2 separate regions of the Mus musculus genome follow, and region 1 is linked to region 2. A link is a loop called in an ENCODE intact Hi-C map of the cell type or tissue named here. Cell type or tissue: gastrocnemius. All regions are shown on one strand. Links, peaks and the distances in the headings refer to the core of each region. The heading gives the core; the rest is flanking DNA. Region 1 holds the start of Uqcrb (ubiquinol-cytochrome c reductase binding protein). Region 2 holds the start of Zfp708 (zinc finger protein 708).

The links. Peaks named below come from ENCODE experiments on the same cell type or tissue, not always from the same donor. Only the 100,000 strongest peaks of a DNase experiment are listed, where the experiment ranks them.
Region 1: it touches region 2 in a loop (2.6-fold over the local background); 2 of 42 quality-filtered maps call a loop at or near these places.

What each region holds. Positions count from the first base shown.
Region 1 is chr13:66,896,125-66,912,164 of GRCm38, forward strand. It overlaps Uqcrb (ubiquinol-cytochrome c reductase binding protein), which reads right to left and starts at 9,226. Exons shown (of 4, transcript NM_026219.2): 1 at 9,169-9,226; 2 at 6,606-6,677; 3 at 5,278-5,444; 4 at 4,452-4,702. The coding sequence starts at 9,187. The coding sequence ends at 4,625. Gm10767 (predicted gene 10767) reads left to right here and starts at 9,291. Exons shown (of 3, transcript NM_001177750.1): 1 at 9,291-9,497; 2 at 11,027-11,185; 3 at 11,757-13,042. The coding sequence starts at 11,821. The coding sequence ends at 12,132. It overlaps Mterf3 (mitochondrial transcription termination factor 3), which reads right to left. Exons shown (of 8, transcript NM_025547.4): 8 at 15,971-16,040. In gastrocnemius, for the core only: a CTCF peak has its summit at 8,991; DNase peaks (open chromatin) are centred at 8,986 and 9,228; H3K4me3 peaks cover 2,717 bases; H3K27ac peaks cover 2,067 bases.
Region 2 is chr13:67,073,786-67,089,825 of GRCm38, forward strand. It overlaps Zfp708 (zinc finger protein 708), which reads right to left and starts at 7,760. Exons shown (of 4, transcript NM_001012448.2): 1 at 7,665-7,760; 2 at 1,048-1,174; 3 at 301-396. The coding sequence starts at 7,670. It also overlaps the pseudogene Gm17938. In gastrocnemius, for the core only: no CTCF peak of the experiment used is centred there; a DNase peak (open chromatin) is centred at 7,559; H3K4me3 peaks cover 2,010 bases; H3K27ac peaks cover 2,167 bases.

The DNA.
Region 1 (16,040 bases), core at 4,925-12,924, 180 kb before region 2:
GTTTCATGTACAGTCATCTGGCATGATTAAAGAGTGAGCAATCATAAAAAGGAAATATGATCAGACATGATTGAATAAAATACTCAAACTAAATAACAGCATATATTAGATTTTATTAGGTCAGTATATAGCTTCGCAGTAAATTCTACTGATGGGCATAAACTAGCAAGGTGTTGTCATCCTGAAAGATGGAGAGGGAAATTAATGAAGGTACAAAATGGATAAATCTCCCCCAGGGAAATATACCTTCAAGTTGAAAAGCTGAGGTGCATTGCCATCAAGTAGCAGAAAATAAGTCCTTGTTATAAAGGGATTCTTGCTTTCTAAAGGAAAGGGGCTAGCTATCTAATCCATTTTGCCATGTTGACCTATAGAGGAATTTTAATCTTCCAACAAGGCTGCTCTGGCAAAAGATCACATCCGAAGACCTCCTAGGTCTGTGTTATCTGGGTAGAGTGCAGTGGAATTCAGTTGAGTTCAGCAGCTGAGTTTGGCTGAGTTCAGTTCAGAGGCAGGCTTTATTGTGGGGGTTCAAGAGTTGCCCCACAAACCACATGTACACTGATCTCAGTCTGACAGGGATAGATTATTGGGCATTCACCCCAAAGAGCTGACTGTGTCCATGAATGTTTCTCAGGGTCAGTTTATATAGGCAAAACTCACAATGAGCTAATGTGCAGGTGTAGGAATCACTGCCCAGTGGTTGGCTTTGACTCAAGCTATTTTGGCTAGCTAGACAGAACAGAACAGTTCTGACCTTTATTCTGATTGGTTCAAGTGATGCTTATGGTTGTGGAATTTATTAAGATTAACAAACCTCAGAACATAACCGGGTATGTGGTCAACATGACCCTGCTCTAGGTCAAGCACATTTTCTGTGTAAATAACAATATGAAATGACTGGCAGGCATGGAAAAAAAATGGCTACAGCTATGCTGGGGGGAGCAGGCATCAACACTTCCCAGGACAGTTTTACAGAGACAGGCTAGACACAGTTGAAGAAAGAACTTGCCAGAGAATGAGACGGAGGCAGAAGATTAGAATATATTTTAAAAGTTTGAGGCCAGGCAGAGCAATTCTGTCCAAAGCCAAGAGAAGCCCACTTGAATCAGTAAGCTTGGAGAGGCATTTGAGCCAGAATAGTTAAGTTGAACCAGCCAGGCAGAGTTCAGAAAGAACTAGAAAGGGTGAGCTTATTAAGCAGTAAGCCTCCAATATAACAATTATGTCAGGCAAATAAAAGTTACTTTTACAATCATCTCTGAGCCTGGGCTCTAAAAGACATCCCACACATAGTGCATACTGCTCTGCTCTGAAAGGGCTATCTGATTCATCTTTATAAACTTACTTCTGATGCTGGGCTCTAAAAGACATCACAAAGTGTGAACAGCTCTGTGTTCATCCACCATGCTGACAAGGATCTGCACGAGACCTTTTATGTTCACTTAAGCCTTTTAATCCCAAGCATTACATTTATTTTCAAAGCTACCCAACATACTCCTATTTTAAAAAGCCACCAGGCTTATGACTTTGGAAAGTTTATTATGGTAATAGGATTTTGGACTTTGGATGAGTTTTTATTGGTGCTTCCCCATATAACTTTGTTCTGTAAAGTCTTGACATATAATATAGAGAGTACATTTGTAACCATGCTATAATATAGGTTCTAAAAGTAGCTTTAACAGCCAACTGATGCACAGAGGTTGTTTTTCCTATGGTTAAGGAGGAAGGGTAAGGATTGAGGCTATGTGATTCCAACCTAGAAGCTCGAAATGGCTATTGGTTTCAGCTGTGTCAGATTTCCCGATAACATGTAGATGTGACAGATTGTGATAAAACAAAGATTCTCGTTGTCAGTGACAGGATTGCACTGATCTGCTCACAAGTTCCTTCTATCTCCCTGGTCTCCCAGTGACCTAAATCATGGTCCTGCTTATTCTTCTCATTTAACAGAACAGAATAATTCATAGCACTGGGAACATTAAGACAGTTTTGGTGGTACATGGCTTTAATCTAAGCACTTGGGAAACAGTAGGAGGATAATCTATGTGAGCTAGCCTGGTCTACATCGTGAGTTGCTGGCCAACCAGAACAACACATGAAGGCCCTGTCTCAAAGTAAAACCAAACTCAAAACAAAGACCCAAAGAACAGTAAGTACATTCTATGGTTTTCAGAAAAGTTGTAATTATTTGTTATCATTTAGAATGTAGTAGCCACGTGATGTACATTGGTAGATGAAATCTTTCCTCATACCATTGTTATACTACATTTTTAAAAAGATTTATTTATTTTATGTGAGTACAGTGCCACTGTCTTCAGACATACCAGAAAAGGACATCAGATCCCATTACAGATGGCTGTGAACCACTGAGAATTTAACTCAGGACCTCTGGAAGAGCTGTCAGTGCTCTTAACCACAGAGTCATCTCTCCAGCCCATTATGCCACATTTTTAACTATAAAAGAGGTGGCTAGCCCAGAACCTCCTGCTCCTAGTAAGTCAAAACCTCATTTGTTGAAGTTCATCACTTGGAATTGTCTTTAGTCTTGCTTTAATAGCTTAAGTGTTAAGGACATTTAAGAACAACTTTTACTACAAGAAAAACATTTTTAGGAAGGCTCTAAATCATTAGAGAACTAACAAGACTAACTTCCAAGATAGGTTTCAAAATATGATTAAAGATCTAAGGAAAATTTGTTGTTGTTGTGTTTTTTTTTTCTGGAAATTTAATCAATAATAAATTAGCTTTCTAATATCCCAATACTTCTTTTAAGATATTTTCTTCCCCAACAGTCTTACAGTGCAACGCAGGCTAATCTCAGATGCAGCCATCCATTTCTCAAGTGCTGTGAACTATTGCAAGCACATGCCACCATGCTGAGCACATTTGACTTTAAAATACCTGTTAGGAGCCAGGCATGTTAGGTGCACACCTTTAATTCTAGCACTCAGTAGTCAGAGGCAAGTGGATCTCTGTGAGTTTAAAGCCAGCCTGGTTTACAAAGTGAGTCCAGGATGGCCAGGGCTATACAGAGAAACCCTGATAGGATCCTGCTTTAAAGGCTAACTTGTCTTTTTTTTGTCAAAGGACTGCATATAGGTGTCTGTATGTTTTAATTATTTTATGAATTTTAACTGTAATAGAAAACTTTGTTCCTTTCCTTCCATCTTGTTTCTAGCCAGAAACTTCTGCTGTATGTATAAAGCAGGTATTCCTCCTCTTGCTGTACCTATTGAAATTCTAGCTCTTATCTCCAGCGAAGAACCTCACAATTTACAGCCAGAATTTGTATCTTTAAATTAAACTGTGTTCTCTTTGCTGTTAAGTACCTAGTTTGGTTTATTTTTGTTGTTTTCCTTTTTGGTGTTTCCAAAACAGGGTTCTCTTTGTGGCTCTGGGTGTATGGGCACTGATACAGACCAGGGAGGCTGACCTACTGAGTGCTAGGAATGAGCTACTATGCATAGCTCAGTACCAAATTTTTTTGTTGTTATTCATTCCATTTCCCAGTATCAGCACCCCCAGTTCCTCTCCCTCTCCTCAAAGAGATGGGAGAGCTCCCTCCCACCCAGTACCACCTCACCATGGCACATCAAAGAAGTTCAAGACCAGGCACACCATCCCACACAAGGCCAGACAAGATGGCCCACTCAGGGGAAGAGGATCCACAGGCAGGCAACAGGTTTGGAGACAGTCCCTGCTCCAGTTGTTGGGGGACCGTAATTAAGACCAAGCCTCACGTCTGCTACACGAGTAGTCTAGATCCAGCCCATGCTCACTCTCTGGTTGGTGGTTCAATCTCTGGGAGCCCAGATTAATCCATTCTGTTGGTCTCCCTGAGGAGGGCCCATCCTCCTTGGGTCCCACAAAACTTCCCCCAATTCTTCCACAAGACTCCCTGAGCTCCTAGTTCTTAAAGGAACATAAAAGCATAATTTGCCTTTGTGCTTTTTCTCTGTTGTTTTCCAAATGCCTAATTTGTTATTTATTTACTGATTACTGATTAGCATAGGGCATGTGCACCTGTACATACACAGGTAAGTTATATAAGCCCATATTGGAATACAGACTTTTTTTTCTAAATGGCAGGATGCAAAATAAATCTAGGCAGAGAGCAATGTTCTGAAAGGCTGTGTCCCAAGTCATGTATTTAATTAACCTGGGGTAAACTTTCCCTTCTTTCCATCATTCACTTTGAAAGCTGATGGCCCAACTGTTCAGTGCTGGTTGCCTGATCCCTTGTCTCACACCTGTATAGCCAGGAGCCTAGAAAGGGAATCTAAAGCTTACTATTCAGCCAGTATAAAATGTTGTATCTTTCAGTAAGCTGGCTAGTTATCTAGCCAATGAAGAGATGATTAAATTGGCTCCCTTCATCTCTAGCTAAGCATCAACTAAAAATATCTTACAAGTCTTGAAAAAAATTGTCAGAAAAATGATAACAATAATTATGACAGTAGGCGTTTGAATTGAATTCAAATAATCCAACCATGGTTATAATAGACATTTATTTAAAGTGTGGCATAGGTAGAACAAATAATTCTTAAATTGTGATTTGGGTTGAAATAACTTTGTAAAAGTATGGTGAGACCAGGCACACCCACAGATCTTAACTAAAAGATCACTTCTTTGCCCACTCTTCTCTCTCCTTTCTTTCCCGAATAACCTCTTTTAGATAGGGTTCAAGGTAGAATTTGTCCTAAAGAAGGAAGAAGAAAACAGGTTTTAGATCACCAATGAAGTTCATTGCAATGAATTAGTCTTTGCTTATAACCTAAGAAAATATAATCTGAACCTCTAGGAAATATGTGCTTTTTAAATATAAAACCTCTGAAAGATCATGCAGTGAGCAGGTCAGGAGAAGGTGTACAATGCCTATAAGCTTGCCTGACTTTTGAGGACAGATGTCCATGCACAGAGCTACAAAAATCACTCAATAGACTTCACATAACTAAAACTCTTCATAGAGCAGGAACCAAAGTAGAGGGAAAGCAATATGGCTGATAAGGCAGAAAAATCTGAATTCTAGCCCAGGCTTTCCATACTAAAGACTAGCTTAGTGATGTCAGAAGTCACTTCACCTCCAAGTCTCACCTTGTTGTTATTTAAAATAGAGCCAACAGCTTTCTACTAACCTCACCTGGTTGCTGAAATGCTACTTATGTAGCATGATGTGGAGAACACTAAAACACTGAACAAACAAGCATGTTTCTCCTGTTTCTGATACTGCATCTTGAGTGACTAACACTGCTAGACACATCAAACCTGTTCTACCTCCTCATATTTTGTCCACTGATCCTTAGGCAAGATCTGATGCCTCATAGTCAGGTCCAGGGCTCTCTTAATTCGAAACATCCTGTCATTATAAAGGTCCTCAGGAAGCCTTCTTATGGCTTCTTTTACATCTTCAGTTTCATGTAGTGTATCATCTCGCATTAACCCTGCAATAGGAACAGAAGAACCAGATTAAAGAACAATCCAAAAAAAGTGATTTTTGTTTGTTTTGCACTTTTCAGACAGCCTCATTTTGTAGCCATTGCTAGCATTGAACTCATAGAGAATCATTTGTTTCTTCCCAATCAGCCTTAGACTCATTTGCCTCGAAACAACCATCTTCTTGCCTCTGCCTCCCCAATAATAAAATTACATAACTCACCATATCTGGTAGGAGCTTTTCATGTATGTGTGTGTGTGTGTGTGTGTGTGTGTGTGTGTGTGTGTGTGTATGTGTACATGTACACACGTATCTCCAGTACATGTGGAGGCCAAAGGGTAAACCTGAGGTATCAGTCCTTGAGTTTTCACCTTGTTTGAGATCGTCCCTGTGCTGCTACTATATAAGCTAACCACCCAGTGTCTAGCGATTCCTGTCTCTGCTCCCACCTTCCCAGAGTAGCACACTGCTTGCGCTGTGTCAACTTTTATGTGGGTTCTGAACTCAGATCATCAGACCTGTGGAGTCACTGAGCTATCTCCTCCACATAGAACTTTTCTCTTCTAATGAACAAAGAAAGATAGAAACCAAATGTGTTTTAGGCCCAAGTTACTGCTTGAAGAAATATATAGGCTTTTTAAAAGCACTATGAATCAGTTCAGAAAGCATGTAAAATGTGTACCTTGACCTTGAAACCATGTGGACCCCATCTCTTCTTCTAATCTGAGATCATTATATGATATAACTGGGACTGACCAGGGAGGTGGGTAGGCAGGTGAAGGTACTATTTACAGTCCAAAGTCTGATCCCTGGACACCATGAAGGAAGGAGAACTAGCTTCCAGAAGTCTTCCTCTAACCTCCACAAGCACACCTTGGTATATGTGCAACTGATAAATTTTTTAAAGGCATAAAGAACTCAAATTTATACCAAGAAACCCTAAGATCTGCTGATGCTTCCATTCGGCTTCTAGACCACAATGTGAAGTTCACTGCTAAGTAGACAACACTAAGTTCAAACACCACATAAAGATCAAAAATTCAAAAACAGTTTATTTTTAAATCTGATACACACAAAAACAAATGATCTCTTTTGAACTATAGGAATTCTTTAAAAGTACTGAATTCAGGGAGAACAAGAGAAGGAGGACCACAGAATGGATACTCACCCAGTTTATTGAATCCTGCAGCATTATAATACCACTTTCGAAAACCATCCAGCCACTTGCTTGATGCTGAAACTATAATTACCACAATGTTAGTTGCTACAATATACTTACAAAGCAATAGACCAATTGGTAAAGAACCAGTTATCTTATAAACCTAAGAATCCCCTTGTATACAATGTAGATAATCATTTCACTCATGACACTGTGGGAACAAATGGTAAACTCAAAACTAAAGGTGCCTAATAGCCACAGGTATACTTCCTGCCACTTTGGGTTCTCAGAGTCCAACACCCTTCTCCTGCTACCATAAGAACTGAAGGACCAGAGACAGGAAAGGATCTGAAGCACTTCTGTCTTTTGTAGCTGCGGAAATAACTTTTTCTTTTCCAAGGAGGTGGAGCTATAAGATTTCAGGTTAAGTGGCAGGCCTCTAGTCTCCAAAACTTTTAGTTTACATTGTCTTATTTGGCTATCATCCTTAAAATTATAATTTTACATAAAATATAATTTATAATTATTTCTAGAAAAACTTTCATACTATCAGCTAATTTAAATACCAATATATTAGTAAAAGAAGCCTATTTTCCTTTTCTCAAACAGCAAACTGTTCGTCAAGGGAATAATAGTATTTGAACATGGATAAGAAGAAACATTCAATGTTAAATTTAAATCTCTTAATGTAACAAAGCATGCCTGTAATCTCAGCATGCAGGAAGTTGAGACTGTGAATACCAAGCCTTGTGTAAACAAACAAACAAACAAACAAACAAACAGAGATACAAAAACTAAAATAGGGGCTGGGAATATGGTTCAGCCTTAGAGTTCGTGCCTAGCATGCAAAAAACTCTATTCAAAAACAAACTTAAACCATTTGGGGAAGAAGACTGAGCCTGAGAGAGGTAAAGGAGAAGAGGCAAGGAAGCAGGAGAGTGCCTGATGTTGACCAGACGTGGTACAAGAAAGAAGATAGAGCAAGCTTAACCTTTCTTTTTAAAATGTGAGGGGTAGGGGAGGGAACATGTGACTGCCAGAGGACGTTGTCATCCTTTTCATTTTTGAGATGGCATCTCTCACTGGCTTGGAAGTGCCAAGTACATTAGGCTAAAAGGCCAGTGAACCCCAAGATCACTTGTTTCCTTGTCTCCAGCTCTAGGATTAAAAGCATGGATTAGGGCTACTGAGACGTGTCTCATATAATGGAACTCAGTTTATTTAAAAAGAAAAAGCTCAACAAACAAAATGGGTTCTGAGAACCGAAATCAGGCCAGTATTTACATTGCAAGGCAAACTTTTTACCAACTGAGCTATATTCTCAGTCCCTAAGCGTTAAGGCTACTTTCTTACCATAGAAGGAAAAAGAGGCTCCCTTCTTATTATCTCCTTCTAATTTCCTAATCCTCAGTACAGATTACTACATGGCTTCCTCCAACCTTTAAATTAGAAGTCATGCATAAAATTGTTTCTAAGAGAAATTTAAATTGTCAAGGGCTAATGCTCAGTTGGTATATTGCTTGCCTAACATACACCACAAAGCCCTGGGCTCCAACTCCAGCACTACATAAAACATGCATAGTGATTCATTCCTGCAATTCCAGCATTTTTAGGGTGGAGGAAAAAAGAATCAGAGGTTCAAGGTCATTCTTCAATACACAGCTAACTTGGGCTACCCTGGCTCAAAAAATAAAAATATTAAAAAAAAGCATAAGAACTAAATTGTTAACACAGCAGTGATTATAATATCGATTAATATTTACTTAACAAATGTGTCAGGCACTACTCTGTTTGCCACATTATAGATCAAAAGCCTGTTGCAGAAAAGGAAGCTGGCTTACGTAAGTATTAAACTCAACAAAACAGAATACTTTTCCTAAAATTGTGTCAAATGGGTAAAATTAATGCCTTCAGAATTTCCAGGGACTGTGAGAAGGTTATCAGTATTGTTTTTAAAGACTATTCCAACGTATACCATCAGTGGGCAAAGATTAAGCTTTAAAAAAAAATAGGAGGGGAGAGGGTGAGTAATATTTGATGTGAAAACATTCTGGCACTCTATCTCAAATTTGTTCTAGTGCCTACATTAAACAAAAGTCCTTACAGCCCTGCAGCCCCAGCTCACCGTCCAGATATGCCAAGGTTAACCTGAAACCTCACTATAACCCTATCTTACTTCCTTTTAATTCTTCTGACAAGTCTTAGGAGCGTCATGCGGGCTCGGGCGCTGTTTGCTCCGATCACTGTCACTGAAGTGGCCTGCGCCTGACTCCAAATGCTCCCCACTACTCGCTGTGGCTGTCGTCTGCTGACCTCCTCACCTCCCTAAGCTGTCCCAAGGCGGAGGGGAAGGAGGCCGAACCCGGTCAGCCCCGCTGGGCTCCTTCCGGCAGAGGTCCCTGTTCTAACCCTCAGGCAGGCCCGACCTGGCTCAGCGAAACCTGTCCTTTGAGCTGCTGGGTCGCCACGTCTCTTATCACAAACTAGCTATTTAGCTAACGCAAAAGGAGAACAAGTTCGTGAGAAAATACAACCGCTCCACGATACCCACAAAGGAGGAGTAATTACTCACCAGCAGATCGGCCCGCCATTTTGACCTGAGAGTGAAGCGCTGCCTTCTGGGTAAGTCCTAGAGGACACGCCGGGCTCCTACGCAGGCGTCCTGGATACTTTAGGAAGGGGAAGGGAGGGGCAGGCGCTGCTCTGACCGCCAGCAGAAGGCATTTACTCTTTCCTACCTGAATGGACTCCACACATTAGGCTGATCTTTTTGTGTGCCTTGTTACAAAAAACATTCTTCGCGACACAATGGGGAAAGTACTGCGAAATTAGGAGACAGTGTTATTCAATGCTCTGTTATAGGAAAGAACCTTTGCGGAATAAATGGAGTCTTGGAGACAGGTAATGTAGTAAATGATTTTCAGGCAAACCGCATCTCAAAATGCATGGAGGGGATGCTAGGACGCTAGAGGACGCTTGATGCTCAAATTCTTTATGTCAAATGGTGCGGTGTTTTAATATAATGTATACACTATTGCATTCTTTAAATCACCTCAGGATTACTTTAATACAGAATATAAAGTAAGCACCACACAAATAACTGTTATACTGCACTATTTTGGAAGTAACACAGGTATAATGAACATTTATAGTTAACACAGATATACCCCTTCCCGATCTGTGGTAGACTCAATCTATAGGTCTGCAATCTTTGGGTTCAGAAGTGTGGCTATATTCTCATTTAATTCTAAATCATCAGTGTAATTACTGGTGCTATCAGTATTGAAGAGAGAAGGAAGCTGAGCCTCAGAAAAGTTCAATAAGTTATCCAAGGGCATTGAAATTGGGTAGAGTCCAGGTTTGTTTGTTTGTTTGTTAACTAGAATTGAGAAATCCAGTTTCAAATTCGGGCTTCCTTATTTCTAGGATCATATGCTGCACAACCAATCCCAGATAACTTTCAGCTTCTAGGCTTCACTTTCCCCACCTAAAAATCCCTATCAAACAATTTTAGTAGAAAGTTAGGTTGGATAAGCTTTAAAAATATTAACTTTAAGGTAGGAGTAAATGGCACATGCAAGATCCAAGAATTCAGTAGTCTGAGGCAGGAGGATCCCTGCAAGTTCAAGACTACAGTTGTCTACATAGTGAATCTGGCATCAGTCTGCAAGACCTTACCTAAAACAAAACAACAACAACAAAACCCCTAAGATATATTTAGAATTTGCATATAGTATTAAAAATGGAGCAAGCAGAAAGACTATAGACTGTGCTTTCAAGATCTCAACCCCAACAGGTAGAGTCTAAAATAAAAAACTAAGGACAGAAAGTGGAGTTACTGTTGAGTTTTACTATGACTCGATAGTGGTCTTTTTTTTTTTTTTTTTTGAGGTAGATACTATTTATTATTTCTTGGTTTCCCTCTCATTGACATCAACTATCTTTTCTGAATTTTGGACTGGATTTAATGTCAAAAATACAGAAATGAGCTGGGCAGTGGTGGTGCACGCCTTTAATCCCAGCACTTGGGAGCCAGAGGCAGGCAGATTTCTGAGTTCGAGGCCAGCCTGGTTTACAAAGTGAGTTCCAGGACAGCCAGCAGGGCTATACAGAAAAACCCTGTCTCAAAAAAAAAAAAACAAAACAAAAAAAACAAACAAAAAAAAAACAGAAATGTAGACAAAATTATTCAGTAATAAAGCCAGTGTTCTGAATCCAATACAAAATTAGTTGCTGATACATAGCTCAAATATAAACAGTGTACTTTATTAAAGCTCAATAGTGGTCTTACCATGCTGTCTTTCAGACTTAAGCTGAGACCCAGGACAGCATAGAACTGTCTCATTATGAATCCAAAATGTTATGTAATGATTTTAGTCAGAAGTTCTAGTTCCGTTGCCTTCTTCCCTTTTCTTCTGTTTCTGATGCAGCTCTCGGACTATATGCAGTGGCCACCATGAAGTCTGAAGGATAGGAGTAAATATATACATTTGTACACTGGCACATTGTAAAGGGGATTCATTAAACTTCACCCTGAGAAGTTTCAGCGCCAGGGTGAAAGATGCTAAAGAAGAAGATCATATGTCAAGGTATGTCAAAAAGTATCATATATATACATATACATATACATACATACATACATACATACATACATACATACATACATACATATATATATATATATATATATATATATACATACATACATACATGAATAACAGTCACAAAATCCAGTCTTATGTGCAGTAAGCCTAGGGCTTAGTGTTTGCTCATGCTTGTTAATGTTGGTTTGAAACGTTTTAGGGGGTTGGGGTAGTGGCTCAGTGGTTACAAACAACTTGATGCCCTTCCAGAGGACCTCAGTTCAGTTCCAAGTTGCATCACCACCTATAACTTCAGCTCTAAGAGATCTGATGCCCTCTTCTGGTCTTGTGGGTACCCGTATGCATGTGTGAACATTCACATATACACACAAATTACTAAAACAAATCCTAAAAATATTTTTTAAAAGGTTTTCTTTCTTTCCTCCTGGCATAGAAATTACACTTTGATTCTTTAAATTTTTGACATATACATGTGATGCATTGGCACACCCCTCACACACGCCTGCAAAAAAATTTTAAAGATAAATCTTTTAGATTTCTTTTCCCCGGGGTGCAGTGTAGACTGCTGAGGTCTCCAGCGCATCCCGAGAAGGATCTTAAAAATTGTACAGAACTTCAAGATGAGTGATACTTCTGAAGTAATTCCAAATTTTGAAGACATGTTTGCAAGCAGATTCACGAAAGATGGCAAAGAATACCAGGAATACTTGAAACGCCCTCCTGAGTCCCCTCCAATTGTTGAGGAATGGAATAGCAGAGCTGGTGGTAACCAAAGAAATAGAGGCAACTGGCTGCAAGACAACAGACAATTTAGAGGTAGGGATAACAGACAAGGATGGCCAACTGACAACCGGTCAAATCAGTGGCATGGATGGACATGGGGTAACAACAACTACCCACAGCAGAGACCAGAGCCCTACTATCAACAATAGTACACACAGTATGGCCACAACCAGCGGCCTCCATATGGTTACTACTGACAGAAATGTCAGCAGCTTTTAACAAAGACCTTTTATTTTGACAACGTGCTAAATGCTTGTGTGTCTTCTGTTGGTCATAGTTTTTCATTCTATTTTAAAGAATGGGTTATTAATTGATTAGAACTTGAGACTTGGAAAAAAGTAATCTTATTATAAACCTGATGATTGATGGGAATAAATTTACTGAGTGAGGATTATTTGACTTATCTTACATACTGTTTTGTTCTATGATTTGGTAGTGTTTTGAGTTTTCCTTATTTGGACTCTAGGGATTCTGTATCACAGAAATAAAAATTTTTAATTAAAATGCTGGCTTTTGCTGTATGAAAGAATAGCATGCTCACATGTGCTCGCCTCTGAAGTGTTTCAGAGGCTAGGACTGTCAGTCTGTGAAAACACACCCATAATTACTTACAGTAATTGAACAGCAGTTCAGTTGAAAGGTAAAACAGGTATGTCGCTTCTGTGTTTGTATGTGATCATGGTGTCTTGTGGTTTATAAGTGAGTCAGCTCCAGAACTGCTTTGGTTCTATGTGGAAGGACTCATTTTCTGTGCAGCCTCCTGAGGCGGTAGAGGGTGGGATGGTAGCACTCAACATTTTGTATATCCCAAGGTTTTTGTAAACTTACAACAAGGAAGACATGGATGTACGCTGTAACACAATACTCATGTAAATATTGTTGCATTTTGATTGGTTTGGTATTATGTATTGATTTTTATGAGATTATTTTCATTTTCAAATGCTTACCTTTGATGCTTCCTCTTACAGCTATAGTAAGGCTGTCACTTGCTTCAGAACAATCATTCTTGAAATATTTTCATAACAGATTTATTCAAATAAAAAAATTTAAAGTCCTTAGTATATTATGTGTGTACCAAGTTGTGAAAGAATGAATAAATTGCATTAAAATGTAGGCAACTTAAAAAAAATTTCTTTTCCCTTTAGTAGACTGCCAACACCCAAGTCATAATAACAGTGTCTAGGATGCATCACTCTGTACCCTTAAACCACTTTTACTCGCAAGATAGACATCATCAAGAAACAAACCTTTATGGTTTAAAATTGCTTAAAATTTTAGGATTGTCCATGACAGTAGCACAACTAACCTATTCTTGGTGTGCCCCTGTATGTGTTAAGTTTGTCAATGTGTGCATGTATGTATACATGTATGTGTGTAGGCATGTGGATGCCAAAGGTCTAAGCTCAATGTCTTCTTCAACCACTCTTCACATTAGCTTTTGAAAAAGGATCTCAGTGAATTTAGAGGTCATCAATTTGGGCAAGATTGACTGGCCAGCAAGCCCAATGGATCCTTTTTTTTTCCATCCCCCCAGCATTGGGATTACATGTGCATTGAAGCCCTCAGTTATTACATGGGTGCTGAGGATTAAACTGGGGTCCCCCTGTGTGAGTAACTCTTGGCTAAGTTACCACCCTAGCTCCAAGCTAGACTACCCCAAGTGGATTGGTCATAAAGGCAAAATGAAGTTCCCAGACACCGACAGACCAGGCATAGCTGTGCTTTTTTTCTCGGCTATTTTATTTATTCATTTTACCCTTGGAGAACTGATGGAAACACATTTATATCACATTAGCCAATGTATTTTAGAACCTTAAATGTCAAGTTAGAAAGTAATCAGACACACTGATTCTATCTGGCTCTGAGCAATCAACTTAGCTACTCATATTATTCTTTCAGGATTATCTAACACACACAGAACTTTGGTGTTCAATAAACCGATTCTGAATCTAGTGGCTTAACACAGGTTATCTCCCAAATTTGACTAAGCTGGGTGTTTCTGCAAAGGTGGGAATACTCAACACTGCCATCCTCACATCACTTTACTCTCTGAACTGGCTGGATTTTTTTGTTTTGCTCTTTGTCAGTCATTGTTCTCTTCACCCAATTTCTTCAATTGGTCCCTTTTACAGAATGGTTCATGATTCCAATATTCTAAGAGTAGACATAATATACAAGTGGTTTTCAAGGTACTGCTTAATAGTGTTGAGTGGGGCAAACTATAGTGACCCTAAGTCTCTATGGGAGAGAACTTCCGAGTACCAATATCAGGTATGGTTCACTGTGGTGATGATAAAGCAGACAACTAAGGTCGTGGTGCCTCACTTTACAAAAAAAGAAGTAAAGACATAGGGGCCAAGTCACTTGCCCTGGGTTAACATATAAATGGTAATTGTGGGAAATGTACCAGCTCATGCTATAAATCTTGCTGGTGCTAAGTTCAAGGTTTCTTGTGGCTGTCATTATGTCTCAATGACTTTCTTCAGATTTTCATGCTCAGGAGAAGTAATATTATGCATAAGTCCAAATGGCTTTTTTTTTTAGTAGAGTAATAGATATTGGATGAAGTGGTATTTTAAATAAAACCATCTTGTGAGAAAACTATTTCCAAAGACCAGTGAATGCAAATGAGAAAATCTTCCACTATCCCCAAAAGCTTCATAAGAATGACATATTGTTAGTCTGTGGTAAAGTTGCTTCTTTTTTTTCTAAGCTTACTGTATTTTATTTCTTAGCTTACTGTATTTTATTTCTTCCTAAGGATATGATTTTATCAAACAGGAATTAAGTTTCTGGAAATTTGTAGGAAAGCCCTACTAGAGTGTATCTCTACAAATATACAACATCAAGAAATAATTTCTCTGGCTGGAGAGATAGCTCTGTGGTTGCTCTTCTAGAGGTCCTTAGTTCAATTCCTAGCACCCATGAAGCAGCTCACAACTGTCCATGACTGTAGTTCCACGGGATCCAGTGCCCTCTTTGTTGTGCATTAATGCAGACAAAACACTCATACATATAAAATACATAAATCATTTAAAAGAAATAATTTCCAGTGAAACCATATCCCTGGCAGATCAGCTCCAATGAATACATCTACCCCCAGAGCACCTGCATCTACGGCTCAGAGAATAAAGAGGAAGATGGGACACGAGTATTTAAGAGCAACACCAAGAAGCTACTGTGAAAGTTTCTTCAAAATGGTTACCTAAACAAGACAAGAATGGCAACATTAATGGGCCATGCCAATGCGTAGGAGGAAATTTTTTGATGGGCTCGATACCTAGACAAAAAACTACAGGCAACTAATGACTGCAGATAGAATATGCTTCTCCCCAGGATGAGACTCCACATTGGCTGGTGTGGTGGTTTAAGATGGCCTGGTTACCAGCGAGTGTCAGGATTTGACAGATTAGGTGGTATGGACTTGTTGGAGGAAGTGTGCATTTGGGGTGGGCTGAGAGGTTTCAAAAGCCCATGTCAGAGCTAGTCTTTTCCTCTCTACACAGGATGTAGAACTCTAAGCTACTTCGACATCACTATATCTGTCTGCATGCAACCATGTTCCCTGCCATGATGATATGGACTAACCTCTGAAAGTGTAAACAAGCCCCAAGCCCCCAACTAAATGCTTTGTTTTATGAGTTGCTTTGGACATGGTGTCTCTTCACAGTAACAGAAAAATGGCTAAGACAGTTGGCCAATGCAAAATGGTGAGCCCTGAAACCAAATACACACAAGCAACAAAAATAACCAGAAGACTGTATTTATATATTTGCGCATGAACATTTATAAATGTATATGTGCACTTAACTACTGTAATAAAAAGAAGCTATCAACCCGAGGCAGGGTATGAGAGGGATGGGAGAGGAGGTACCAGGGTGGGTATGGAAGGAAGAAAGGAAAGTAATACAATTTTCCTATTAAAATAAAAAATGCCCAAAACCAAACCAAAAAGTTACCCAAAAAAGGGAATTATGAGAAAAATGATTGTAATATTGAAACCAGAAACATTTATTTTAAAAATACATTTATTCATATATATATTTACAAGAATATA
Region 2 (16,040 bases), core at 3,387-11,386:
GTTGGTCCTCCACAGGGACAATGTACATGCCAGCCTGAATGAACACACACATCCATACACATGCGAGTATGTATACAGATGAGAACACTACACACACAGCCACAAGAAAACAAGTTCAATAAAGGACTTTAGCAGCCACTGTAAATAAATGCAAAGCTTTTTTGAGGTAAAAGGAGGATTATAGTAAACATCACAAAAGCCATTTGATAGTAAGAGACTTCCACCAAAATACAACTTCTCAATACATGTTTTACAAATTGACTTGTCACTTGTGAGCTCTGCTCACTCATTCCTACACACCTAGATGGATGGCCACTGATGCCTTCCTCTTCACACTCCACAGATCTGAACTCTGCTCCAGAAATGTGACCAGGTATGGCTTAGAGAAAGCAAGACCTGTTTGGAAAAGGAACAAGAGGCTTGGCTGTATTTTTTTTTCTGGAAATTAACATTTGCACCCAGTTCTGTTGCTTAGAAGAAAAGAGAAGATAAAAGATTTCGTAAAATTCTATCTTTAAACATTTCCTGAAAGACAGGATGCTTAGATGTAATATACAACCTGCAGATGTTGAACCTCATATACAAGAAAAAGTATTAATGCTAACGGCTGAGACACTTTAATACATGTGTTCTGTGCCTCAGGCTACTGAGCTTCTAACATTACCACCACAGGAAAATACTTTGAAAACAAACCTGTTAAAAACACAAGAAGAAAAAGAATTTCTTGGCTACATAGCAATTCCCTAATTTTTCCTTTTAAAATGGACACACAAAACTAATCAATAAGCTGGGCAGTGGTGGTGAGTGCCTTCATTCCCAGCACTTAGGAGGCAGAGGGCAGGCAGATTTCTGAGTCTGACACCAGTCTGGCCTATAGAGAAAATTCCAGGATAGCCATAGTTACACAGAGAAACCCTGTTTTGAAAACCCAAAAAAAGAAAAAGGAAGAAATCAAAAGCACAAGCTCCCATGAGATATTCTTCAAAGGCAGGGAGACAGGCCCATGTTGACAGTGAAATAAGAGTTCACAATGAAAGTGATCCTCACCCAGGAACACAAGGTTGCTGTAATTCTCCAACATCACTTCCTTATACAAATTCCACTGAGCAGAGTCCAGACATTCACACTCATCTGCAGAGAAATCAATGGCCACATCTGTAAATGACAGAGGGTCCTGAAATAAAAATAAATGAATAGTATAAATTAAATATAACAGTTAATGATGTCAATACCAAAGTCAGCAAGCTTGCAGTCACCTTTTGTGCAAGGTGAAGGGAGAACTAGAAATGGTTCTAAATTGGTATGTAATGTTGGTTACATTCCTCAAAACCATCTCCACTTAGAAACCTCACCCTGAGAGCGAAGTGCAGTGAAGATGCAGACCTGATGCGGCAGCTCTGGGCTGAGGTGTCTGCATGTGCACTCATCCACTGGTGGAGTGAAGACAAGTGCACCAAGGGACAGGAGTCTGAGCAGCCAAGGGGAGAATAAAGGAAGACTGAGAGGAAATGGAAGTGCAAGAGTTTTACACATTTGCACATTTCAAACAGGAAAAATAGCACTTGGAATATATTTACACTAAATGTGAGCCTAACCTTTAAATACACTAAATGCAATTCTAACACTTTGTCTCTTTCTCCCTCTCTCTGTTAGGTATTCAGGCATCTGCTATGTTCCAAAGACAGAGTTAGAACTCGTGGCTCAATTGCATTGCTCTTCAAAAGTCTAATGTTATCAATACATGACACTATCTTTTATTTTTTTCTCTTTATTTTAAAATTTTCTACATTTCAGCTCACCCGTTTTTGTTATCTCAGTATAAAAAATTCCATAATGATTTATGATACTAATATTTTTATTGTTTATGATAAGCTTATAAAAATGAAAATTTACATATTAATGAAGGGTTATGTAACATTAGATAAGTCTTAGATATATACTTTGTTGGATAATGCTCAATATATACTTAGTATGATTTTTAAGTAGGTTTCACTTTTATATTGGAAACGCTCAAAAGCCTGTCTTCCTGGCTTCTGTAATACACACTACACCACTGTTACATAGTCTTAATTCTGTGCAATAGTATATTAAGCGTCATGCTCTTACCTAAATGCATTGTGCACACACTGGGCAATACTTTCTGTGCTTCTCTTCCCCAGCTCACTGGCCCATTGGAAATGCCCATATCATCTTCAACTCTGGAGAGACCAAATTCTTTGGTGTATGTCTATGGCTGAGATCATATGCTACTTGTCTTCCCAGGTCTGAAATAATAGCCCCATCTACACTGTCATAGATAAGCTCTCATGCTTTGAGGCTAGACAGGACTAAACTGTACATATGTGTTAAGAGCCAGACAGGAGGAACAATAAATGGCTTTAGAACTCATGGAGTGCAGCCCACCAGTTAGCACAACCACAATGGATGTGTCTCAGAGAGGCATGGCCCCCAAAACTACATGCCCGGAGAACTTCATGCTGTTGTGGAGTTTTACTCTGCTCGTTGCCTTTACAGGCCTCTTAATCTTGTTGGGGTCTGGAATAAGTCCCATAAACCACTCTGACACCAATCTCAGTCCAACATGGCTGGCTTATTGGATGTATACCCTGAAAGTGATTGATCAGGGACAAAGTATAGACTTGGGAGCCAAATTGTGACCACAGCTAGACTCCTATAGAGCTTTTAAGCCTGAAATCCGCAAACATCTATGCCAACTTATTCCACTCATCAAGATTTAGGGATGAGGGATTTCAACTCTGTATGCTGAAAAAAGACTCACATACAGCAGTACCTCAATGTTGCCAGACCCTTTTTAATCACAGCTGATTTCTCAGTCCCAGCTAACAAATACTAATTGTCCCAGTAAAGTAATGAGCTCATATCAGTAGTGCTGCTCATTCTTCAGCGCCAGCTGAAGAAAAACTAGCAGAAGGAAGGGGGAGAGGACTGGGGATTGTGAGAGTCTTTTGAAACCTCAACCTTGCCTCTAATGACATACCTCCAACCAGGCCACACCTCTTAATCCTTCCCAAACAGTTCACCAATGAAGACCAAGTATTCAATTATATGAACCTATCGGCTCATTATCACTCAGACCACCAAAGTTTTCTTCTGTTTTATACAGTATTGAAACAAAACTCAAAGTATATTATGGTACATTAATTATTCTTGTTTTAAACCTTTACAACCATCAACAATTAACATAAAAATACAGCTGAAACTGCAACAAAGTGGAAAACAGTGGCAGTATTAAATGGAACAGCCTATACATTTTCTTCTCAGAATGTGCCAAAATAAATGTTTGTGAGAAATTCACTGACTGTTGTTGGGTTGCAGCACTCAAGATGACAAAACAAAGACCAGCTCATAAAATAGAAAAGGACTGAGCTGGGATATAGCTCTTTGGACAGACACTTGCTCAGCGGTGTGAGGCCTGGGTTCAATTCCTAGCAAGAAGCAGGAGACAATAGGGGAAGTCATGATGTTTTGCTTGCTTATACACTGCTCACATGCAGACCATCAAGGAAAGAACTGGAGAACAGCCTCCAAATCTCCGGCTCCTTCTCAGGGTAGTAAGAGTGAATTAGGCATACAAGTTTGGTCTTGCTTCAGACCTGACCGGGATGGTGAATTCTGACTTACATTCCTCAGAGAGCCAATGAAAAGAGCATTATAACTTGAATGCTAGGTTCAAAGCCAATGAAAATAAAGTCATAGGTCACTAAACAAGTTCTCAGACTAGGTTTGAGAAGTTCTAGAAATTCTACCCCAGCAAAGGTCACTGTTAGGACTAAAGTCCACATATCAGTGAGAGCTATAAGGAGTTGACATGGTATTCAGGTGTTAATCACAGTATTCAGGAGGGAGAGGTAGGCAGATCTCTGTGAGGTCAAGGATAACCTGCAACATAGAGAGTTCAAGATAAGCTAAAGCTGCACCGAGAGACCTTATCCAATAAGAACTAAGGCATAAATCAAACAAGCAAAAACGTATGAAGAAGCTACTATGTTATCTGAAGAACAGTACAGATGGACATATCAAGAATATGACTGCTGCCGGGCAGTGGTGGCGCATGCCTTTAATCCCAGCACGTGGGAGGCAGAGACAGGCCTGGTCTACAGAGTGAGCTCCAGGACAGCCAGGGCTACACAGAGAAACCCTGTCTCAAACAAAACAAAACAAAACAAAAAAAGAATATGACTGCTAAATAAGTAAGGTTATCAATAAATCAACACTGAAATGCAGTAGAAAAAAAAGCAACAGGGCTTAAAAATGACATACTGGGTGGCTAGTTATAATGCAGGAGACTAACCCCAGACATAGCATTAGGAAGGAAGCCTGCACAAACATGGTAGCTTTCCTTATACAAGAGGACTGACTGTTTAGGCAGACAGAAAACAGAACACTAAAATAAGTATAAAGTAGGGGAAAAAAAAAAAGGAAATCAGTCAAGGGGGGCACAACATTTTCTTGATTAGTAGCTGATATAGGAGGACCAATCTCATTGTGGGTGGGACCAGTCCTGGGCTTATAGTCCTGGGTGGCATTAGAGAGCAGGCTGAGCAAGCATGGGGAACGGGCAGTAAGCAGTGTTCCTGTATGGCCTCTGTTTCATTTTCTACCTCCAGATGCCAGCCTTGAATCCCTCCCCTGATTTCCCTGTATGAGGAAAGTGAAATTAGCCCGTTCTTCCCCAGGTTACTTTTGGTTATGGTCTTTATCACAGCTGATGAAACTCAAAGTCATAAACTTGTACTAGGAGTCCAGCATTGCTGCAGCAGATCTGACTTTGTTGCTAGGGAGAGAAATGGGAAAGGAGTTTGGAACTTTGGCTTGGAAAGTTCGTTGAGTGCTTAGAGCTTGATAGGATGTTCTGTGGGAACTTGGGAAAAAAACAAAAAAAGAAAAGAACAAGGCAGATGAAGGAAGCTGGGCTTGAGAAGTCTCTATCAAAACCACTCTTGTGAAACTTTGAGATAAGAACCTGTGATTTCCCTGTTCAGCTGGGACTGAAGAGTGAGCTGTGATGAACAAAGAGACCAGCACTACTGACATGAACCCGTTACTTTACTGGAACAAGGAGTGTTTGTTAGCTAGGACTAAGAAATGAGCTGTGGTTAAAAAGAGATCACCATCATTGAGATACTATCTTCTGTGACTGTTTCCTCAGGGTCAGTGTACGGATGCTATGGTAGAAAGTCCTAAGACTGTATTTCAAGTTAGCAGCTGATGTATGAGTTTGGTGTGATGTATGATGCACGGTGCTGATTTTGAAGGCATAAAGGTGATGAGAAACAGCTGGGGCTTAGCACTGTGAAAGGCCAGGAGAGGCCACCATTGGTGGCAGGTGCAGCTTCAGTTGCAGTGGAGACCCCATGAATGACAGCATCATGGAAACCAAATACAAGCAAATGTCATAAGATCATATGCCATGACCAGGCTGCCTTTATTCTGGAAATGTAGGGTGGCTTAAATCTGATATTTGACAGAGGCAAGAAAAAATACACACACACACACACACACACACACACACACACACACACAGGAAAAAAGATAACACCTTCAATAAATGATGCTTGGAAAACTGGATGACCGCATGCAGAAGAATGAAACTAGACCTGTATCTATTGCACTGCACAAACTGATCCAAGTGGGTCAAAACCCTCAATTTGAAACCTGAAACACTAAACTGCTAGGAGAAAATATAAGCAGTATTCTACAAAATATAGGTGCAGGAAAGGACTTTTCTTTAAAAGGACACCATTTGCGCAGGAATTAAGGCCAACAACTGACAGGTGGGATTCCATAAAACTAAAAACTTCCGGACAGCTAAAGAAACAACCAACTATGAAGAAGCCTACACGATAGGAGAGAACCTTTGTTATCTACACATCTGTCCAGAGATTAATATCCAAAATATAGTAAGAACTGAAAATACAAACGTTCAAGGAAATAAATGATACAATTAAAAAATGAGCTAGGGATTTAAACAGAGTTCTAAAGAGAAGAAACAAAAAATGGCTAAAAAATAAACATCAAAAAGTGTTCATCGTCCTTAACCATCAAGGAAATCAAAACAACTTTGAGATTTCTTCTTACTACAGTCAGAAAGGCTAAGATCAACAAAACAACTGACAAAAAAAATCCTGGGAAGGAGTGGAAAAAAATGAACCTCCCAGTCACTGTTGCTAAGACTGCAACTTGGTACAGCAACTCTGGCAATCAGTATGGAGAACCCACAAAAAGCTAAAAGAATAAGTCAACATAAGACTCAGCATATGCCCAAAGGACTGTATTTCCTGCTTCCACCTCCCAAATGCAGATGTAACAGGAAACAGCACAGCATACACTGATGTTTTATTTTCAATCATAGATCTGTTTAAGAAATATATTAAGTAAAAGTGTAGATAGACAGACAGATAGATAGATAGATATCAAACATCTATGTGTTGTGACCTATAATATAATTGTGCTTATTGCTGTATCACCTCTACATTGTAGGAAACGAGATTTAAGGTACAAGAAAATGTACTTTTCACACCTTAAACAGTGTAAAACGGCACATTCTTAGTTTCCTGCAGATTAGTGACATTAATTAGAAAATGTCCATATTTTAATGATTGTTAGATGATACATAGAAAGTATTGGTATTGATGTAGTTTAAAGCCCATGCTTCTCAGGTATAGATTTTAATGCTGTAAGTCAGTCTCCAGCACACAAATCAATTTGACTGAAGTGTGGCAAAAACAGTACAAATGTCAGGATGAGCAGCGGCTGTATACAAAGGGCAGGGTGAGCATTGGCTGTATACAATCACAGGACCCTGAGTGAGCCACAGCTCTTCAACTTCACTCTCAATCTTTCCACACAACACCAAATTTCTGACATCGCAGTCTCCGGTGCAATTGTATGTGGTAATAATCTCTAGTATTTTCCACTCTGCAGTGTTGTAGGATCAGTGATAGCTGGGACAAAGTTCAGAGTGCCCCCTCGATGAGATTTTTTTTTTTTTCCTCATACAGGTGTGTGAATGTGAGGGTTCTGTCACAGTGGGTAAAGGAGTGATTCCTATCCAAAGTGAGCCGCCCTGAAAACTAACAATTTATCACAAAGAAAACGGGACGAACATCCCATACACCAAACTCCCCCGCAGAACTCACTGTCCTGGAAACTATGAGCCACACGAACTCAAAATCAGAGTCCTGGGCCTCTCATTGAATACGGGAGGGCCCAGAAAAACCCACTTGCTCTAGATTTCCTGAGGGATCTGACAACAGCAATGTGAAAACTAGTTAACAGCAAGCTTCCCCAGCCAAGGTGGGGTATGAGCTCTCATCACAGCCTGCCTCTGGCACGGTCAGCCAAGCCACCCTGCTCTACCAACCCTAGACTTTCCAGTCTCCATTCTCGCAGTAGCAGGCCACCTCTCAGGTCCCTGAAACACATGATTGACTCTGTCAGCCGCTCTGTCCTAACAGAGCAATCACTCCTTGCACCGTGCGTGCGCCCCACCCCTGCACTCTGGCCAAGCCTAGGTCCGCACTGCAGGACCACGTGGGCTTCTCTCCGCCTCCCGCCCAGCCCTCCCCGGCTCCCTGCACCCCGGGCCCGCCCACCCGTATAGTTCATGAGGCCTGCAAGGCTAGGCTGCAGCCGGGACCAACCTCCATGTCGAGCGCGGAGCGCAAGCCACACTGTTCCAACTTTGAGAAAGCCGCAGAGTTTGGAGAAACACAAAAGCAAAATGAACCGGAAGCACAGAGGAGTAGAGTCCGGTCTAGCGGAGTCATGCTAAGAGAGACTACATTTCCCAGAAGTCTACGCGAAGGACTGCCCTGAACCAAAGTCAGGGAGAACTATTTATAGCCTGTCACTGGATTAGGCTGCTTTTTAAGTCTCAAATTTACAAAGGTCTTGTGGGAATATAAATCCAGCCTTTGACGGCAACTTGTATTAGGTTTACTTCTTACTCTGATCAAAGACGTTACCTAAAAAGCTCTGGGGTTCCTAGAGTCTTTTGGCAGGAGGAAAACTCATTGACTCAATTATACTAGATTTAAAATAAAAACCATCAGCAGCTCCTGCCTCCGGGTTCCTGCCCTCTTTGAATTCCAGCCTTGGCTTCTTCCAATGGACAGCAATCCAGGTTATGTAAACCAAATAAACTCTTTTCTCCTGTGATTTCTATTCTTGGTACTTGACTACATCTAGAATTAGATGGAATCCAGAAGAAATACAAGGGACACCTTTGAGGGATTTTTGTTTGTTTGAAGTGGGTGGATCCACTTCTAGTCATGACTTGTGAGGTAGATGTTGTGGGTTGCCCTGGTGCTGTTTGTATTCTGATGTTAATTCAGCTTCCTCAAGAGGGGTTGCCCCTGAGAGGAGTGGATCACATACTCAGGTGATTTCCTGTGAACCTTCTCCCCATTCTAACTGGTCAAATAAAGACTAGAGCCTGTGATTGGGCAGTGGAAGGGAAAGGTGGGGCTAGAGGTTTTAGGAAGTGAGGGAAGAGTAGGGAGCGAGGGAGGAAGAAGACTGAGGAAGAGAAGATAAGAGGAAGATGGAGCAGAACCACAAGGCCCTGAGAGGCAGCAAATAATGTGGGATCTCACAGCTGGGGAATAGAGTAGTGTAGTGATAAATCTGCTCAGTCTAAGCGTGCAGCTTGTAAATAATGTAACTGAGTTGTGTGGTTTTTGCATAGACTTATTGGGGTATCAGGGTTGGGGAATTACTGCAACAGGTGGAAATACATGCCTTTAATTCCAATCCTGAGGTGGGAAGATAACAATTTTAATCTGGACCACACCTTCTGCTGGAAGTCTATATAACAGCAATTTTCTCTTTTTTCTCTTCCTTCCTTCCTTTTTTTTTTTTTTTTTTTTTTCTTTTCCGAGACTGGGTTTCTCTGTGTAGCCCTGGCTGTCCTGGAACTCATTTTGTAGACCAGGCTGGCTTCTAACTCAGAAATCTGCCTGCCTCTGCCTCCCGAGTGTTGGGATTAAAGTCATGTGCCACCGCGCCCTGCTATAAAGCAATTTTCAACATGCAAGTTATGACCCCTTGAGGGTCAAACAACCCTTTTCAGGGGTTGCTTAAGATCATCTGCATATCACATAGTTACATTACAATTCATAACAGCAAAATTAGTGATAAAATATCAAAAAATAATTTTATGGTTGGGGAGTCACAACATGAGGAACTGTATTAAGGGCTCACAGCATTAGGAAGATTGAGAACCACTGCTACATAGATACGGAAGATGGAAGCTTTTGCTCTTTGTCTGCTTGCTGTTACCTAGCAAGTCCGTTCCCTCATGGGCATTATAGCTACATCTTTGGGATTCCAGCATATACCGAGCACCAGCTTGTGGACTGAGCAAACTACTGGAGTCTTAGACTTTCTATGCTCTGCTCTGCCAGCCAACATCAGATTAGCTGGACAACAGTCTGTAAGTCATTTGAATAAATCCCCCCATACACACACACACATACATACATACATACATACATACATACATACATACATACATACATACATACATTTTATAAGTTGTTACTCTAGAGAGCCCTAATACACTCCCCCAACTCGCTTTTGGTCATGATCTTTCCTCATAGAAATAGTAATCCTAACTAAGACAGAAGTTGGTACCAGGATTGTGGGGCACTGACCAGATAGACCTGACCTTATTTCAGGGAGGATAGTGGAAGGATTTTGGAACTTTGGGCTAGAAAAGCTCTTGAGTGTTCTATGGGATCCTTCAAGATAAGAATCTTCAGAGAAATACAGAGGACAAGGGTTGTCAGGTGAAGATCCAGACAACCAGAGGGAAGTGTGAGAATCTCTCAAAGACTCTGGGGGGGGGGGGTGGGTTTGAATATTTTGAGTTAAGCATCTGTGGTTCTTAGCTGGAGCTGAAGAATCTGCTGTGATTAGCAAGAGACCAGAAGCACTAAAGTCAAACCTTTGTTTTACTGGGATAATTGATACTGGAGAACGTTATGTAGTTCATGTCCACCAGGAAAAGACTCCCAGACTCGACTCAGATTATTTTTTGGGCAATTGATTAAAGCTGCTAACAGGACCACAGTCTCTAACCCAAATGTGCCCAGAGGTGGGGAAAATAAGGCCTTCAAAGGCAAAAACCATGAGAGCTGTTCTGCTCTGTCAAGATTAGGTGATTGATCAACGTTACCTCAAAATAGAGTTTGAATGACTGTGTAAGCAAGTTAGAGAAATCAAATCAGCTGTTAGGCCTTTCTCCATGGGCCCCAATGGCTTACTACCCTTTTACAAGGAACTGTTGCCAGTTAGGAAGGTGTTGGCTTGTTCATGTAGGGAGATTCCTGATCTTAAAAAGAATGTTGGGAGCTGCTCAGTCCATCCTCCAACAGTTTCTGCACGGAATTTGGCATTTCTTTAATAGTCCTGTTAGTTCTATCTGTCCTAAGCTTGGGGGCCTATAGACACAATGCAATTCCCAATGTATTTCTAGAGTTTAAGCGATTTGTTTTGACAGTCTGGTTGTTAATACTGGTCCCCATTGTCAGACCAAAAAGAGTAGGGAAGGCAAAATAGGGAATAATCTCTGTCAGTAACTTCTTAGTAACTATATGAGCCATTTCTGATCTGGTGAAAATAACTCCCACCCATCCTGAAAAGCTAGCTGCAAAAAACTAGCAAGTATCAGTAGCCAAACTTGACAGAGTAACTTCAGTAAAGTCCAGTTCCTAATGTTTCCCAGTCAGTAGGGCTGGCAATAGGTGTCTAACGTCCCCTTACCTTGATCAGTGTTGGGGTCTCAGATTGGTAAAGCTGAGAGTAATATTCACTCAACTCATCTTTCTTTGTCCACCTGGGGTTTTGTGAGAACCAGCAGAGTCATGCTGGCTTCAGTCATGTTTTGATCCCTCTCCTCAGCATTAGAAGAGCTGTCTAGAAGCTATTTGTGATCATCATGGGTCGGGAAAACAGTTTGAGTTCTTGTCCTGGCTTCCTTCAGCGATGGACTACTGGAGAAAGATAAGTCAAATAAACCCTTTCCTTCAAAACTTGCTTTATGGTCATGGTGTTTCATCACAGCAAAAGTAACCCTAGCTAGTACACCTTCCACATGACTCAGCTATAGCAATTCTTAGCAATTGTCCAAAGGAGCCTTCATCTTACTTCACAGATACTTGCTCAGCAACAATCATTGCAGCTCTATTCATAATACCTAGTAAATGTTAACAACCTAAATGTCTTTCAACAGATAAATGGATAATGAAAATATGCTACATATATCTGATGGAATGCTATTCAGCTGAAAAGAAAAAAGGAGCTGAAATTTGCAGATAAACAGAACTAGAAAAGATTGTATTGAACAAGGTAACTCAAATCCAGAAGGGCAAACATCATATATTCTCTCTGTGGTTCCTAGTTCTAAATAGACTGACTGCAGAAATTAGGAGAGTAAAAGGGGACCATTCCTAGGGTGGAGGAGGGGCAGGAGACAACAGAGAGGAGAACAGCAAGATATAAGTAATCTGATGGGGAAAGTGGACTCTATTAGTGAGAGGGGCCAGTAAATACAAAAGGAGGGAGGCAGGTAGGATACCATTGGGGATGTCTGAAAACATCAGAAAGCATTACACTATTAACTATCTACCTTAAAATTCCTATAATGCATGCAAGTTGATGTATAAAATCACATTATAGTTTAAAAAAATTTTTCCCATCTTGACTAATGCCAAAAGATCATCTAACAAAAATCCCCAATACCAGGGATGGGAAGTCCTCTTTTGACTTATTGGCCAGAGTTGTCCAAAAGTCTCCCCAAACACTACAAGTTACTATGATTGTTCTTGGTATTGCAGAAAAGACCATGCACTAGAATACACATGGGCAAGAGGCCTCTGACAGAACTAACCTGAGTGCTTCCTTCCTTTGGACAAGCTTCCATGGTAAGAGAAGGCACCATGCATGCTTCCAAAGAGGGGAAGCCACCAGCAGTCATATTCAGGTATGATGTCTATTAACAAGAACAGCATGGCAAAATAGCCCACGGTATGTAGTAGTGGCACACACAACTTGGTGACAATCAGCAACTCTCTAATTAGACTTAAGACTCTAACAGGAGGGAAATCTTGCCTGATACTGAAACCTAGCCAACTACCCAGTAAATCCATGGATCTGGAGAAGAGTCTACAGCCAGCACTTTCCTGAACCAGCATAATCCTTAACTACATTCTAAATATTTGTTCTTATACCCACAGGGAAGTGTAGTCCTTACCCCTCATCAAGGAGACTTCTCTTTGCAATAGACAGAAAACCAAAAACAATCAAAATGTAGAGTTGTGGAGCTCAGTCCCAATGGTTATTTATACCAAACAACTCTTATATCCAAAGCTTTCATTATGGAGGAGGTGGCAGAAAGACTGCAAGGGGGAACAGGGAGTTTGTTATAATGTCCTGTCTCCTAGGAATGTCAGGTGCTACAGCATAAAGTTCCAACAATATAACAGCCTAAACATGACCTGAAGAAGGACACCATTTGGTGTGTTAACATGGATAAGAAAAACCTCAATCCTACAGAAAGTTGCCTGAAGGCAACTATGAAATGCTGAGAGAAGGAGGAATACTCTTCCCCAGGGATGAGCACACTAACTGGTTATCCAACACCAAATGGTCAGCCTTGAAAATATGTAAGTACAAATAATATACAAGCCGGGCATGGTGGCGCATGCCTTTAATCCCAGCACTCGGGAGGCAGAGGCAGGTGGATTTCTGAGTTCGAGGCCAGCCTGGTCTACAAAGTGAGTTCCAGGACAGCCAGGGCTATACAGAGAAAACCTGTCTCGAAAAACCAACAACAACAACAACAACAACAAAAAAAAACCAAAAAAACAAATAATATACAGACTCAGAAGTTAGTATTATGTATTTAGGGGCATAACATGAAAGATTAGTCATCAGTTCAAAAGGGATATATGGAAAAGTTTGAAGTGGGAAATAGGTGACAAATGATGTCATTTCATTATAATCTCAAAAGACAAAAGAAATATTAATTTTTAAGAGCAGCAAAGAAAAACTATCCAGTTGTAATAGTGCTCACTGTTAGGTTATGCTAAAGAAATGGGAGAACAAATATCAGGAGTCAAGGCCCCCTGGCCGACACATTTAAGAGGTTGGAGGGAAGGACCAGTGACCCAGAGTACTGACTGCTCTTAGAGAAGGCTGAGCTTCTATTCTCAGCATCAACATCTCAGCCAACAACCATCTGCAACTTCAGTTCCTGGGGATCCAAAGATCTCTTTTGGCTTCTGTAGGCAATGCATGTCTACACAATAGACACATATGCAAGCAAAATAGCCTTATATATAAAATTAAGGTAAATCTTCAATAGAAAGTATAAACATACCTCACACATTTATCTTCCTGTGTACAACGGCCTTGGGTAATCACCATTATAGTTCAATGCACACACAGCACATAAACTCCTGTGTTTACATATAAAGATTCCATCTATGAGGGATGTCATATTCTATGGAGATTCGAATTGGGAATGCTGCAATATAACATATTCAATGCTAAGTAACTCAGTCTATATGCTATTAACTGTTAGGAATTACACCTTACTTTCTGGCCTGAGGATGGGCATCATTATGAACAAGTGGGCCTCATGCTCCCTGTGTAGTTGAAGATGACCTTGGTTCCAGCCCTCAATTTTCTATGTCCTAAGTGCTGGGACTTAGTGCCACCACCACACCTAGCTACCAGGGCATTCTACTGTTTCTGATGTTTCTTGTTGCTGTGATATCTGACAAGTCACATACTGAAGAGGAAATTTTCTTTGTCTCCAATGTTCAGGGTCCAGTCCACCATGACAGGAGACACACAGAAGGGCGGAAATGAAGCAGCACTGTGACTGGGTGAAATAGGCAAGCAGAGCAACAGGAACTGCTGGTGCTTGTCCACACTGTTCTTTCATTTTTCAGTTGGTTTAGCATCTAGTGCAACTCAGCTTTCACCTCCCCTTCACCATGCAGAGATGACCTGAAGACTTTAGAACCACTGAACATGTCAAACTTGACCTGGACAGATCAACTGTCTCTAACAGCAGTGCAGTACTGCATATATCTTTCTCATGGCTGTTATCTTCAATGTGTGAAGCACATTAAATACATGAACGTAGATGCTGCTGCCCATGCTGCCCAGATCAATCAATGCTTCTTGAAAAGACATGGGTTGAAAGGTCAGGTGGATAGGGCACAGCAGAGAGAAGTCTCTGCTTTGAACTCAGATCTTTCTGATGAAATCCAGGTAGGTGAGAGCTGAACATTACTGTATACGTTCCAGATTGATTTACCTAAGAGCCGTAAAGATGGTAAATCATGCAAGGGGCAGTCAATAAAGGGGTAATTTGTGAGCTTAGATCTCCCAAGAAACTTGACTCCCAAGTTGTAATATTCTACCTCTTCAAAATGGGAGTGTACTTTGAACACTTAACACAGGTGTAGATGTCATTCCTTCTGGGAACTTCAGCCCATATTGTTGTGAACATATCCAGATCTCACTCATTTTGCTCTTTTTTCCAGTGCCTCTTGGAGAAATGCCAGTATTGAAAACAAACAAATAAAACTACCCACAATAAGGAACAGGAACAAAAATGAAGTCTTATATTTTATGGTACCACAGTTAGGGTTTCTATTAATGCAGTGGAACACTATAACCAAAATCAAGTTGGGGAAGAAAGGGTTTAGTGGTTTTACATTCCCATAGTGTAGTCCATCACTTAAGGATGGGAACTCAAATATGGCAGGAACCTGGAGGCAGGAGCTGGTGCAAGGCCATGGAGTGGTGCTGCTTAACTGGTTTGCTCCACATGGCTTGCTCAGCCCACTTTCTTATAGAAAAACCCAGGACCACCAGCCCAGGGATGGCACCATCCACAAGAGGCTGGGACCTCCAGCATCAACCACTAATTAAATAAATACCTACAGCCCAACCTTATGGAGATGCTTTCTCAATTGGGGCTCCTGCATCTGGTGACTTTAGCTTGTGTCATAAAAGTAGCCCGTACAGTATTTAATGATCAATTAATTTCCTATTAATCAAAGCCAAACTATCAAATAAACAAGACATATGTCAGCTCTGGAACAACTATTAGTCACTTCTTTACTACCAACCTCAAGGCATCTCTACTTTTCTCCAGCAAAATCCAAAACTACCAGTATGGAAAGAAAGGAACTTGCAAGAAGTTAGGGTGAAAAACAAAATCATGCACAAAAGCCAACCCTTCTCATTTATAACTCTGAATGCAAATGGATTTAACGGACCAACTATATGACAGATTAATGCACTGAATTCAAAAGAACTGTCTTTTGTCAAAAACAACAAAACAAAACAGCTATAAAATATCCACAGTATTAAATATTGAGAAATCAAACTGTCCAGAGGTGGGCTGATCAACTGAGACGATCCCTGAAGCCCTAATATATGGAAAGGGCCCTGGCCTTGTCAAAACCAGGAACATGCTTGACAGCGAGTAAAAGCCTGGAGCTAGGGCATAGGGAGCTTTTCTATGAGGACTTGGTGTACAGAGACGGAACACAGCTTCTTCTCTAAGCAAGAGATATGCTTGGAAAAGCTTGGGGCCATAGTCTTGGGGTAGCTGTGGCCTCAGATCCTAAGAACCCAAAATTTTAGCCACATGGTGTCTTCCATCACTGCTTCCCTCAGATTTGATGGGGCCCTGAATGTTGATCTGACAGAATTCCAGACCAACCTGGTACCCTACCCTCACATCCACTTCCCTCTGGCCACTTATGCCCCTGTCATCTCTACTGAGAAAGCCTACCATGGGCAGCTTTCTGTAGTAGACATCACCAATGCCTGCTTTGAGCCATCCATCCAGATGGTGAAATGTGACCCTCACCATGGTAAATGCATGGCTTGCTGCCTGCTGTTCCATGGCAATGAGGTTCCCAAAGATGTCAATGTTGTCATTGCCACCATCAAGACCAAGCATACCATCCAGTTTGTGGACTGGTGCC